Regions from separate parts of the Homo sapiens genome. Here region 2 is linked to region 1. Evidence: chromatin contacts called from ENCODE Hi-C or POLR2A ChIA-PET data. All regions are on one chromosome and are shown on one strand. The core of a region is the stretch at or near the end of the contact, and the rest is flanking DNA. Distances in the headings are between cores, read along the strand shown.

The links. Hi-C counts contacts between places; a loop is a spot of excess contacts on that map. ChIA-PET counts read pairs that join two places held with the same protein, here RNA polymerase II (POLR2A). Pooled maps may share reads with other maps.
Region 2: a map of gastrocnemius medialis shows a loop between it and region 1 (2.5-fold over the local background). The contact joins two enhancer-like sites. A Hi-C loop is called at or near these places in 2 of 168 maps with a recorded cell type or tissue (Right ventricle myocardium inferior and gastrocnemius medialis) and 3 of 50 pooled maps. POLR2A ChIA-PET finds 5 or more read pairs at or near these places in 1 of 52 experiments (activated CD4-positive, alpha-beta T cell).

What each region holds. Positions count from the first base shown.
Region 1 is chr16:79,530,019-79,536,470 of GRCh38, reverse strand. It overlaps a transcript of MAF not described here. Among named protein-coding and RNA genes, the nearest start is that of MAF, 67 kb to the left of the region's middle. Within about 2 kb of position 3,535, at least 2 of the 41 ENCODE cell types and tissues checked have a DNase peak (open chromatin) inside an H3K27ac peak, as active enhancers do; they include gastrocnemius medialis, where a contact is called at or near this core.
Region 2 is chr16:79,434,687-79,441,138 of GRCh38, reverse strand. It overlaps a transcript of MAF not described here. Among named protein-coding and RNA genes, the nearest start is that of MAF, 160 kb to the left of the region's middle. Within about 2 kb of position 2,543, at least 12 of the 41 ENCODE cell types and tissues checked have a DNase peak (open chromatin) inside an H3K27ac peak, as active enhancers do; they include gastrocnemius medialis, where a contact is called at or near this core.

The sequences.
Region 1 (6,452 bases), core at 2,286-4,785:
GGGTTTCACCATATTAGCCAGGCTGGTCTTGAACTCCTGACCTCAAGTGATCTGCCCACCTCGGCCTCCCCAAGTGCTGGGATTACAGGCATGAGCCACCATGCCCAGCCCTAATTTTTCTCAATATTTTCAATTCCCATTTGGTTGGATCCATGGGTGGGGAGCCCACAAATATGGAAGGCTGACTGCATGTGCCTTTTGTTGTTGCTGTTGTTGACTGGCAGAAATTTGCAGTGAATTCCATGTTCTAAAATTTCATGGACTCTGCCTGGGCCAAAGTTTTATGAAAAGTAGGTTGACTACCAGTTTTGGTAAGTACCGCCTTATATCTATATCATGTTGAGTATAGCACTAGGATCATGAAGTCTCATAGCTAGAGAAAGGGTTTATCTGTCTGGTTAAGTATTTACTGAGCACCTATTGTCTGCATAGCATGCAGAACCAAACATAATTGGACATAATCCTGATTCTATAAATACTGCCAACTGTGGGAGAAAAGAAAATAAGTGGATGATGAATACGCAACTCTGTCCTTGACTTCATGGCGGTATCACATATAGCTAAACTATTGCTTCTAAAGCTGAACTAAAGTAGCAATGCAGCCGGGTGTGGTGGCTCATGCCTGTAATCCCAGCACTTTGGGAGGCCAAGGCGGGGAGGTTAGGAGTTCAAGATTAGCCTTGCCAACACTGTGAAACCCTTTCTCTTAGCTGGGCATGGTGGCACGTGCCTGTAGTCCCAGCTACTCAGGAGGCTGAGGACTCCTACTCAGGAGAACTGCTTGAACCCAGGAGGCAGAAGTTGCAGTGACCGAGATGTCACCATTGCACTCCAGCCTGGGCGACAAGAGCAAAACTCTGTCTCGGAAAAAAAAAAAAAAAAAAGAAGAAGCAATGCTTGATGCTATCTTCAGTCCTTTATGAATAATGCATATTATAGACAAGTGGGAAAAATGGTGTTAATACTTTCTAATATTTCCTTTCCTTCCTGGATCCAAAGATATTTTCACACACCTCTTGACCACTCAGCACGGTACTGTAATTTGCCATGACCCATAAAACAAGCAGAAGTGGCAAGTGTGATTTCTGGGTGGAAGCACTGAAAAGTTAGTACATGATTGCCTAAGGTCTCTTCCCCTGCTCTGGAAAATAAGGAAGCTACATGTTAAGATGATAGTATCAGAAAACCGAGGCGCCATCCACAGCCAGTCTCTGAGTAACTCTACAGTGTGAAAAGCAATGTCTACATCTGTCTCTAGGGACTTGCAATAGAAATTCAGCGTGAATAAGAAGTAAACCTCTGTCAGTTAAAGCCACTGAGATTTGTGGGTGGTTCGTTAGAGAGCTTCACCTTTCCTGGCGAATTCAAAATGCAGAATTGATAAATTGACTTTGTCCTAAGTAAGTCAATGAAGGTTTCACCAAAGAAGGTCAAAATCTTTGAGCAGGATTTTGATGTAAGAGCAGTTTACCTAATCCTCAAAGGAAGCTTACAAAGGAGGGGATATTTTTGTTGTTATCATCATCACCAACAAATGAGAAAAGTAAAACTGAAGCTGAGAAAGATGAAGCGGTTGGCCCACACTGTCCAGAGAGGAACCTGGGATCAAATTTTGGATGTTTCTTTCCAAATCTGCTTTCTTTCTTCTAGTTCTAGACCCTTACAGTCAGTACACTGAAGAGGGTGTGCCTGACAACTGGTCACAGTTTTCTTTTCTTTCTTTCTTTTTTTTAAATTATACTTTAAGTTCTAGGGTACATGTGCACAACATGCAGATTTGTTACATATGTATACATGTGCCATGTTGGTGTGCTGTACCCATTAACTCGTTATTTACATTAGGTATTTCTCCTAACGCTATCCCTCCTCCCTCCCCCCATCCCATGACAGGCCCCGGTGTGTGATGTTCCCCACCCTGTGTCCAAGGTAGGTGGTACTGGCAGTATTCTGTAAATCACAGGTTTGGTGGATAAAAGGATATCGCATGTAATTCATCAACACTCACCTGTATGTGAGTGCTTAGCTTTGGGGCATTGCATTCCAGGACAGCTTTCTGACACTATTTTTGGAGTGAGACTCAAGTCTTTTAAATTCAGATGCCCAGCTGGCCTAAGTCCTGTATTCCCAAGAATAAAACCACATGGTAATGCGGTGAGGTAGAAGGAGACACAGGAGGAAGAACCAAGAGTGTGCGTGACACCTAACTTTATTTTAAGTAACAGAAAAAATAATAAATGACATTTGGATTCTGTTTTCATTGAAAGGTGTAAACCAAATTTACAGTCTACTTCAAAGGTAAGGAAGAAGTCTCCTTGGATGTTCACAAGCTGTACTTCTGAATAGCCAATGTTAGGCCAGTTGCCTAGGCAAGTAGATTCTGATCTCTTTCCTCAAGGGATTGTAGTTTACAATATAAGCAGAGTCAAAGGGCTCTTGTAAGATGAGCTTGTAGTATGGGGACAGTGAGGCCTTCAGGTGAGCTGAGGGGAGCATGAACAGGAGGGCATGAATTTCCCAGGCTTTCCTTGCCCTCTGTTGTCTCTGGGCACCCTGGATCTTGCCACTACCTTGCTTAGTGCACTGACATTAAGCAGTTATTGTTTTGATGGCAACAGAGGAGGGAGAATGTTATTTTCAAAGGAAGGACATCACTGGATAAGAAAATTCATCTCTCCACATCCTCACACGCAGAGCTAATCGGCTGGGAGGTGGCACAGAGGTCACTGGGAGGTGGCGGAGAGGTCACTGGTATTGAAATAAAGGTGACGGGAAGTCAGGAATGGATCTCTGTTATTTTCCCCCCTAGCAGACTTTCTCCTTCAGTTTCTGGAATTCCTACCTCCGGACAAAAGTTTGGGTTATGAACCAGATGGACAATGAGGGGATCTGAACAGATGTCATACTTTCCATTCCCCCTCCCCCTGCCGTCTTCCTCTGTCTTCCTCCCTCTCACTCAACCAGAGGACGAAAGTAAAATTCAGAGTAAGATTCCAGTGGTTGTGAATGACCACACTACCCTTCTTATTGGGGTTTAGAGCAGCAAGCTGTAGTATTAATATAAGGAATATTTTTATAGTCCAAGAATTTACCTTTCTATTTTTGACTCAGTTGTATATAAAATAGAAAAGGAGTGGGGTGGGTGGAAACCTCTTCTGACTGACCCTTGGATCTGGAAAAGTGATATGTAAAGGCAGAGAAATACAAAACAGGTCTGAGACCATCCCTCTGCCCCCTTTAAAAAATATGAGCAACTCTTATGTTGATAAGAAGAGTAGAGCCCTTTAAGGCATAGATAAATAATTTCTTGGCTAATGTTCTTGATCCATGGCTACAGACTAACTTTTATTTAAAGAGGCCAGTGAAGACATAGATAAATATAGAGAGAAAAGAGAGAAACTAAGACACTAAGTTACCCCGAAGGGCATTCCTGTATTAGTCATCGTATAAAAATTATATGTACCACAGAATATCTATTTTTAGAGGCCAGGAGGTTATGTGAAGCAGGTCAGATGTCGGCAAAGACCCAAGGCCAGCTTGCAGCAATGATATTGGATATTTGGATATTTGTTTTCTTTATTTTAACTGTGCAAAGCTGGCACTGACCGCATGGATATGTTGGGCACTTGGGGAGGGCGAGACAAGGTCCATGTGCTCCTTCAAAGATATCTGAGGTACTCAGTGATTCTTTTGTGTTATTTTTATCTATCTTCTAGGCCTGGCACTACACAAACACACATGTATCTGCACTCACGCATGCACGCGCACACACACTCACACACGAATGCTTTATGACGCATATTTCATATCTTCATGCCTGACAGAGGCCGCCCCCATTTCTCCTAATGAATTGATTAGAATACTTTATTTCAATACTTTATTTGTTTCTTACCAGTTAAATCTTGTCTGAGTTTATAGAAGCCAGATAATTTGTGGCCTCTCTCCGGAGTCGAGAACAGTCCATTTGGCTACTGAGCAGTTGACCACCTATCAGATTGAATGATTGGAGCTGAGATAAACTGCACTGAAATGTACCAGCTTCTTACTCACTGCACATTTGTTTCACTTTTTTTCTTTTATGTAGTGAAACTCATCTAAGCTGCTTCTCTAGAACCAACTCTCTTATTTGCATAAAATATTTGTCTCCCAGTGGCTACGGATGATGCTGTTGGACATGGGAGAATGGCTTCCTGTTTGTTCTCAACCCTCCTGCCTTGGTTCTTCTCAAACCAGAGTGGGGGCCATGTCTCTACTCCACACTCCATCCAAGAAATTGGAGAACCATGCACTACTGGGGTCAGTTTGCCAGACTTAGCAAATAAAGTCACAAGATGCCCAGTTCAATTTGAAATTTAGATAAATGACAAATATATTTTAGTATAAGTCAATCCCGTGCAATATAGGAACCTACTCATGCTAACAATTCTTATTGGTTATCTGAAATTCAAACTGGACTGGGTATTCCCTATTGTTTCTGGCAACCCTATGCTGGGGCATGTTCCTAAGAGGAGTTCCCACGGTCCCCAGACCATCCAAACCCCGCTTTGGACCACTAAGCACAGTTAATAGGATAGGACATTGTGCCTTCTAGATCTCACTGATGCCTATTTTCTAATCTTTTCAAGCAGGGGTCCCCAACCCCCAGGCCACAGACCAGTACCAGTCTGTGGCCTCTTAGGAACCAGGTCACACAGCAGAAAGAGTGATGAGTGCGTGGGTGAAGCTTCGTCTGTGTTTACAGCCACTCCCCATCATTCACATGACTGCCTGAGTGCTGCCTCCTGCTATATCAGTGGTGGCATTAAGATTCTTATAGGAGTACAAACTCTACTGTGAACTGCGTATGCAAGGGATCTAGGTTGTGCCCTCCTTATGAGAATCTAATGCCTGATGATCTGTCACAGTCTCCCATCAACCCCAGATGGGACCATCTGGTGGCAAGAAAACAAGCTTAGCTCTCCCACTGTTTCTACATTATGGTGAGTTGTATAATTAATTCATTATATATTATAATTTAATAATAATAAAATGCACAATAATGTAATGTGTTTGAATCATCTGGAAAACATCCCCACCCCACTCCCAGTCCATGGAAAAATTGTCTTTTATGAAACTAGTCCCTGGTGTTAGAAAGGATGGGGAGTGCTGCTCTAGAGAACTTAAAGATTCCCAGATTTTTAGAGAGATGAGATGCAGAGGATAGAGGTTATCTCATCTTAACTCCACTGCCTTTCTTTTATTTAATCCTATGAAGTTAGGAAGACCTGGACTTTACCCCTTTGAACCACCTAGGCAAGGGTATGCTTATACAAGCTCTAGCAACAGAATTAAAATGTCTCATGTTAGTCCCTGATTTTCATCTAGAAAGTTAAGAGTACATACTTTAACACCATTGACCTTTCAAATAGCTGATAAGGCCGGATATTTAGGAAATTAGAGCTTGGGGAATGGCGACATTACCCAGAAACTTACTGGCAGGCAAGTCTAGGGCAAGTCTCCTGGTTTCCTTCCCTTTGGGCCTCTCCCCACCCAGGGCCATCTCCCTAAAAGACACAGGATCTGGCTGGCTCAAGAGTCCTTTCTGGCTACAGAGAAGTGGCTCACAAGTAATCATTTCCATTCCTTCCACCCATAGACCTGCCGTTTTACTATCTCCAGGATAACAATTAAGCAAAGAGATATCTATGACTGATTTTGAAAGGATACAATAAACCACAATTGATCGTTAATTTTATTATTATAAAAACAATCCATTAGAGAAAGTTCACAATATTCAAAAAACATGATGATAAAAATAATAAGCACTCAGTCATACTTTCAATAATTAGATAAACTCTTCTTAACATTTTGGTGTTTATGTTGTATCTTTGTTTTGAGGCACAAATATATATATTCATTCCTATTTATGTAAATGCCTGGAAACACACTTAAAATGAATAATGTCCTTAAATATTTTATGCTGATTTTTTATTTAGTGTGTTCCACATACATTTTCCAAAAACAAAAATAAAATTTTTTTCCCCTGAGAAAAAAATGGAGTAAAACTGCTTCCCAATATTTACATCTCTTTCCTTCAGTCTATCAGGGTGCTCTGAATTTGAAGTAGGCACTTTGGGACCCTGATGTGTTGGGACAGCTGAATGCATGACTATGGATGTAGGTCCACCCCCCAGCCCATTTGAACCACTCCTGAGACCACGGAAAACCCAGTAGTCTGTTGTGTCATGGTTTCCCTAAGAAATGGGAATCTTCAGGTGTGTTCTCAAGCTAGAAGAAATGTAAAGATAAACAGGACCTTAAAATAAATTGTTATGGGATATCTTCAAGGTTGTACACTCCAAAAATACGTAGTAATACTAATTCACTTGTTTGGCCCTCACTTGGGGCTAATGGGGAGATCTTATATTTGTTCTGTCTCTTTGATAGAAAAATTACTCTCCTGACACTTGATAAAC
Region 2 (6,452 bases), core at 1,294-3,793, 94 kb after region 1:
GGAATAAAAACAGCTGGCATGTACTAGTAATCTATGGCTGGGGAAGAGATTCTATTAATACATGTCATTCTGATAAGATATTTCACCCATGTATGGAGGCGGATTTTAATTAACCTCCTCCCAAATTGTGAGAGGGTGATAGGACATTACGACTCCACATCACCGCATAATAGCAATATGTCAGCAACAAGCATTTACCAAAAGCTACAGAGGACAGAGCTTGGCTGGGAAGTGTGCACAGCTTTTTCCTTTGGGCCACTTGTTCCTGTCTCTCCCACTCCAGAAAACAGACCAAGAGCCAAGTGAGTAAATATGAGAGTAGCATGGAGTTGTTATCAGATCTGCTTTAATTTATATGTTAAAAATAACAGCAAGCCATTCTGAAGTTTCCATATTTTACTAGTAATCATTTGAAATTAGATGAGGTTGGCTGAGTGTGGTGGCTTATGCCTATAATCCCAGCACTTTGGGAGGCCAAGGCGGGTGGATCACGAGGTCAACATGGTGAAACCCCTTCTCTACTAAAAATACAAAAACTAGCCGGGCATGGTGGCGCATACCTGTAGTTCCAGCTACTCAGGAGAGTGAGGCAGGAGAATCGTTTGAACCTGGGAGGCAGAGGTTGTAATGAGCCAAGATTGCACCACTGCACTGCAGCCTGGTGACCAAACGAGACTCCGTCCCAAAAGGAAAAAAAAGAAGAAAGAAGAAAGAAAGAAATTAGTTGAGGTTGTGCTGCACCATGTACTCATGCACCTGGTCGGGACTTCCTGTGTACCTACTGTGCGCTAGGCACCACACTGGTACAAAGGCAACTCACACAGCCCTTCCACTGGGGTGCTCACCTTCTGGCTCTGTGAATATGGTGTGTGCTTCAAGGCAGCATGTGCTGGGGCCCAAGACAGCTGCAAAGCCAGGGCAGCAAGAGCCCCCTTTTCTGGCTTTTCTTCCTTATCATTCTTAGAAACACACCATCTATTGCTTCCTTCCTGCATCCAGGTGGTAGTGGTGCAACTCAAGGGAAAGGAGAACTTGAACCATGTCCAAAGGGAAGGAATGTCATAATTAGGGAAGTGGAAAATAGAACTGAGCCAAAGGAATCTGGTTCTGACTGTGCCTGTCTGTTCTCCAGACTGTAAATAGGGACCTCAGTGAAGCGCCTGTGGCCAGAAGACCTCTCGCATCAAAACAAAACAAAGAAAAGCAAATCAACAACAGCAGCAACCCAAGTCCCTGATGCACTGGGTTATGTCAAATTTTATTTTCTGTGATTAATATATTGGTCTCTTTGGTTGCCCCTGTGATCTGTTTCGGTCGTTTCCATCCCGTGACTGCTGGGCATCTCCTATGCAGAATCCATGCTGGTGCTTCCAGCACTTCCTCTGTTGGCTTTGTCATCTTCTGTCCTCACTCTTACTGTGGTCTATGTAACATGGACCTCTTTCTGAGTGAGTGTCTATGGTTTTGCATCTTTCCATCCAATGGAGCAGAGCAGACTGTTTTTGCAGCAATATACTATTCCTTGGAACCTTTGTTTTCTTATCCAGAGCAAGAAGAGATTAATAAATATTAAGTGCTGGCCAGGCGCTGGTGGCTCACACCTGTAATCCCGGCACTTTGGGAGGCCGAGGTGGGTGGATCATGAGGTCAGGAGATTGAGACCATCCTGGCTAACAAGGTGAAACCCTGTCTGTACTAAAAATACAAAAATTAGCCGGGCATGGTGACGGGCGCCTGTGGTCCCAGCTACTAGGGAGGCTGAGACAGGAGAACGGCATGAACCCGGGAGGCAGAGCTTGCAGTGAGCCAAGATTGAGCCACTGCACTCCAGCCTGGGTGGCAGAGCAAGACTCCGTCTCAAAAAAAAAAAAAAAAAAAAAAGTAAGTACCTACCCCATAGGACGATAGGGATGGTGAAAGAGGTGGACTTGTGCAGGTGCAGTGCAAAGAACTGCTTAATACACTCTTATTCTTGGTACGTAAATGAACGATGAATGAACGCAAGGCAGTGCTGCGAAGTGCAGTGCCCTAGATTAGGATGTGCAAATCCCAGACTCAATCCCTGCCTCTGCCTCTTGGAGCTAGGGGACACGACAATATCTTTAAGATAGAAGGGGCTTTGGAGGTGGACAGGCCTGAAGTCAAGCTTGATTATGGCTCTTTCGATGTAATTGTTAATCTTAGGATGTCTCAGTCTCTCACATGATGAGGACAATAATTAATTCTACCTACCTCCCTGGACGGTCCCAGGGATGAAAAGTGGTGTCTGTGAAGTGTGGCAGAGCGCACACATGGAATACGTGCTTGAAAAATACCAGTTACTGTGATCATTATTGCTTTCCTTTTATTTCTTCCTAGCGCTTCTTTTCATTAGCATCTCAATGCCTCTGGGACATGGGCAGGGATCATCCAGGGCTCAGGGAAGGACGGAGGACCGTGCCAAGAGAAGGCAGACTCTGCACGACCTCGCTGGCTGTGCAGACTTAGAAAACTGATCCGCCCTCTCTGAGCTCCGCCCCCTTCCCTCCTCTGTGAAATGGAGGAAACAATCCTGTCCTCGAGGTTCCCGGGAAGATAAAGTGAGGAATGTCTGCAGGAGCCACTGACGCAAAATAAGTACCCAGCAAATGCCACTTCCCACTGCCCCGTTCCTTACATAATTCTCCGCAGCCTCCTCCAGGCTGTTATCTCCTTGGCAGTGAAGCCGGGCGCTGTCTCTTACCCACATGCCCCAGTTAATATTTCAAACGTCCTGAGTTTCTAATTGTGGCGAAGCCTAAGAGCCACCTAATCCGCCCGTGTATTAACTGCTCTACCTCCAAACGGGTGCCTCTGGTCCCAGGGCTGACACTGCTGAGTTAATAATGACTCGATTCATTCCTCACGCCAAGTGCAGGAACCACATAATCTGCGGGGCAGAAATAACTCCTGTAATTGGAAATGCCTGAGGGAACCCCCCACAAAGGGCCTTGTAGCTTGGCATGTGGGAACCTCCTGCCCCCACTCTCTTCCCCCTGCCCCCCCAACGCCACGGGGCCTCTGCTGTTTTCTAAAGCCTGCTCAGACCTGGCGTCTCTAAGAGACAGGCTCTCCAAGGGATGGCATTCCAGCCCCAGAAATATGCTCAGTAGTAGCCCCGGCTTCCCGGTGCCCTGGGGCCGACTCCTGTCTCCACAAACAGGCCTCCTAGAAGCCCAGGCCAGCAGCCCCTGCAGAGGCGGAAACCTCCCGCCTGGCCTGTGTCCCACTCTAGGTGAAAGGGGAATGCGGCCCACGTCTCAGCATGTGGGAACCCCCTTCCCAGCCAAGGCAGAAGTTTCTGTTGTGAGGGAGTGAAAAGGAAGTGCTAGGATTGAGCCTGCCCAATGCCAGCCTACGGTTTCTCTCAGTGAACTTAGTGAATGTCATGGCCGAGAAGCTCGTGCTCTGGAAGCTAGCAGAGAGTAATGCCAGGGTTTTCAGAGGCCAGTCCCCTCCACGGTGAAGCTGGGTGACCGGCATGAGCTCTCGGAGGTGTCCTTTCCTCAGCTGTAAAATGAGGGGGCACACAGGCCTCCTTGGGGGACTACATGGGTGGAATGTGCAGTGGCTGGCTCTGGGTACCTCCTCAACCACCTTTGTCTCCCTCACTGTAAAATGGGATGCAAAGTCCCATCAGCCCGACTTTAATGAAGTTGAGACATTCTTGAAGCATTTCAAGCAGGATGTGTGGCTGTGTCCCACACCTGTACAATCTCAAACAGGCCACACGGTGGTTGTGCAGCCTGGGGTTCTCTTACACCTGTAATGTACGTCTTCATGTTCCCGTTTTACACGGGGGATTATTTAATCTTGGATGACATGTAATTTGCACGAAGGAGAGCTAGGATTGCAACACAAGCGAAGATGACAGCAAAGTGTCCATTTGGTTTCCTTACAGCATGCTCTCTTCCTTACTCCTGTCTGTAAAATATACAGAAATGCACACACACACACACACACACACACACACAGAGAGAGAGAGAGCTTTCTCCCATTTTAGTCTTTAACACATGCCTTGAGAGTGGGCAGGGCAGATGCCGAGGTTATTAACAGTGTGGGGGATACATGACCATTCATGCACGTTCAAACTACTTCTGAAAGCCCTGCTTGTGACTCTAAAGTGCGGGATTTCTGAACAAATAGTCAGATCTCTCACTTTCAAAGGAGTATCAGCCATTTAGAAAACAGGCACCTTGGGAGACTTTGCCCAAGACAGTCAAAAGCCTGCCTGCGCTAAGTGTTGCAGCGTCGAGCCTGTGTGTGCAGACTCTCCAGATGCTGGGTCCTGCATGGCATGGTGGAGTGCTGGAGATGCCAAGGTGGAGACCCAGCTCATGTTTCCAAGAGGGCATCACGTCATCTTAGGGGAAGATGACCAGTGAAACCGACAAATATAAAGTGTGACATGTGGGAAGGGAAAGGTTAGCCCAAGGGTCTCCCTTTTAAATGTCTTTGCAACCAACAAGCCCTTTAGAAGTGATCTCAATTTGGTGAAACCCAGAAAAGTGAGTTACAGTCAAGTCTGGTGAACAAAATGATAAATAACCCTTTGGTGTAAAAATAAGCAGCAGTGAGAAGAAAGCAAGAGAAGCACTTTTCTTGTGTAATTGGCACCCCAGTTCCCAATGGGTCATCGGCAGTGTTATTTGAGAAGCGTTAACGCACATGTCTGATGCACAGTAGGTGTTTTGCAAATGTTGTTTAAAATGACCTATTTTAAAAATAAATTAATCTCAGCCAGACGCGGTGGCTCACACCTGTAATCCCAGCACTTTGGGAGGCTGAAGCGGGCAGATCACCTGAGGTCAGGAGTTCAAGACCAGTCTGGCCAACATGGCAAAACCTCATCCCTACTAAAAATACAAAACTTAGCTGGGTGTGGTGGTGAGCACCTGTAGTCCCAGCTGGTTGAAAGGTTGAGGCATGAGAATTGTTTGAACTTGGGAGGCAGAGGTTGCAGTGAGCCGAGATCATGCCACTGCACTCCAGCCTGGGTGACAGAGCTAGACTCTGTTTCAAATAAATAAATAATAAAAATAAATGAATCTCATTTCTCACAGACTTTGCTCTTTTTACAAATTGAGTCATAGGTTTTGCACATGAATGGGTGAAATCTTCTCCAACCGCATGCCTAAAATCACAGGGCTTTTGGTTTTGGCTTCCTGCACCCTTCTTGCTAATGAATTTTCCAAAGAGCAGGTCCCTTACCTGTGAATTGAAGGCCAAGCTTTCCTCACATGCTTTAGCAGACTCCTCTCTGAGTCCCTGGAGAAAAAGCCTTTGTTCGAGTTCAAGTTCATGCTTTTTAGCTACGAAGTATGGAATCTACATGGACAAATAACGAAGGATATGGTCAAGACAAATGCACATCTCGGCGTGAACTGGGGGAGACTGGCTTGTAAAGCCATCAACTCCTGGTGTAGGGACTTGAAAGATGAATTTGGGGAGAACATAGAAATGCCCTGAGAAGAGGACTAAAACTGCCACTGGCCAGCTGTGTGACCCTGAGCAGACAGTTCCAGCTTCCTGAGCCTCAGTTTCCCCTTGGGAAATGCAGATGAAAACAATAGCATCTACCTCATGGCCTGGTTGTAAGGCATGAATGACTGAATGTACATGAAGTCTTGGGACATAGTACAAGCTCAATGAATAGTAGCTTTAAAGAAGATTTCGCTATTGACCGCATCTATTTGACCACAGAAGGTACCTGTTTTCCTAAATCTAGGGCTTTGGCCTTGAATTCCAGGAACATCAAGGCTTTCAATCCCTCATTGTAATTTACAGGAAGATTTCAAAGAAGAATCTGTGTATATATGTGCATATGGTATGTGCCAACACCTGGTTGTGAATATGTGTGTGTGTGTGTGTGTGCACAGTCGCAGGTGTGCTTGTATGTGTGTGTACATATATGTGTGTACAGCTGTGTGTGTATATATGGACGTGTGTCCGTGCATAGGTATAGGTGTACTGCGTATATGTGTAAGTGGAGCCCTTGCATGACAGACTTCTTAGAGCAAGTCATGCCAGTCTAGGACAAAACAGAGTCTTCGTTGATGGGATGTGTCAACTCACTTCGCTTCTCCACACTCTGCTGGGACCCAGAAGTGATCACTCCCAACAGATAAGCAGCCGGATCTGGGCCCAAGTGATCTCATCACCAGTCGCAGACCATTAACAAATCGTTGCCTCCCTGGAATCCATTCCATGGCTAATGAAGCATCCAGTACCTCGATATGGGTTTCTGCCTGGATTCTAATCCATGAAAAGCTGAGCTCTGTGAACAGGACCAGAAAGGAACTAACCTTTGTGGATATTCTACTCTTTTCTTTATAATCTTTTAAAATGTAATATTTATATCATTTCCTATTCTATCATATAATCTTTAATAGGAAATAAAATATGTATGAATGATGATGTTCTCTATTAAAACT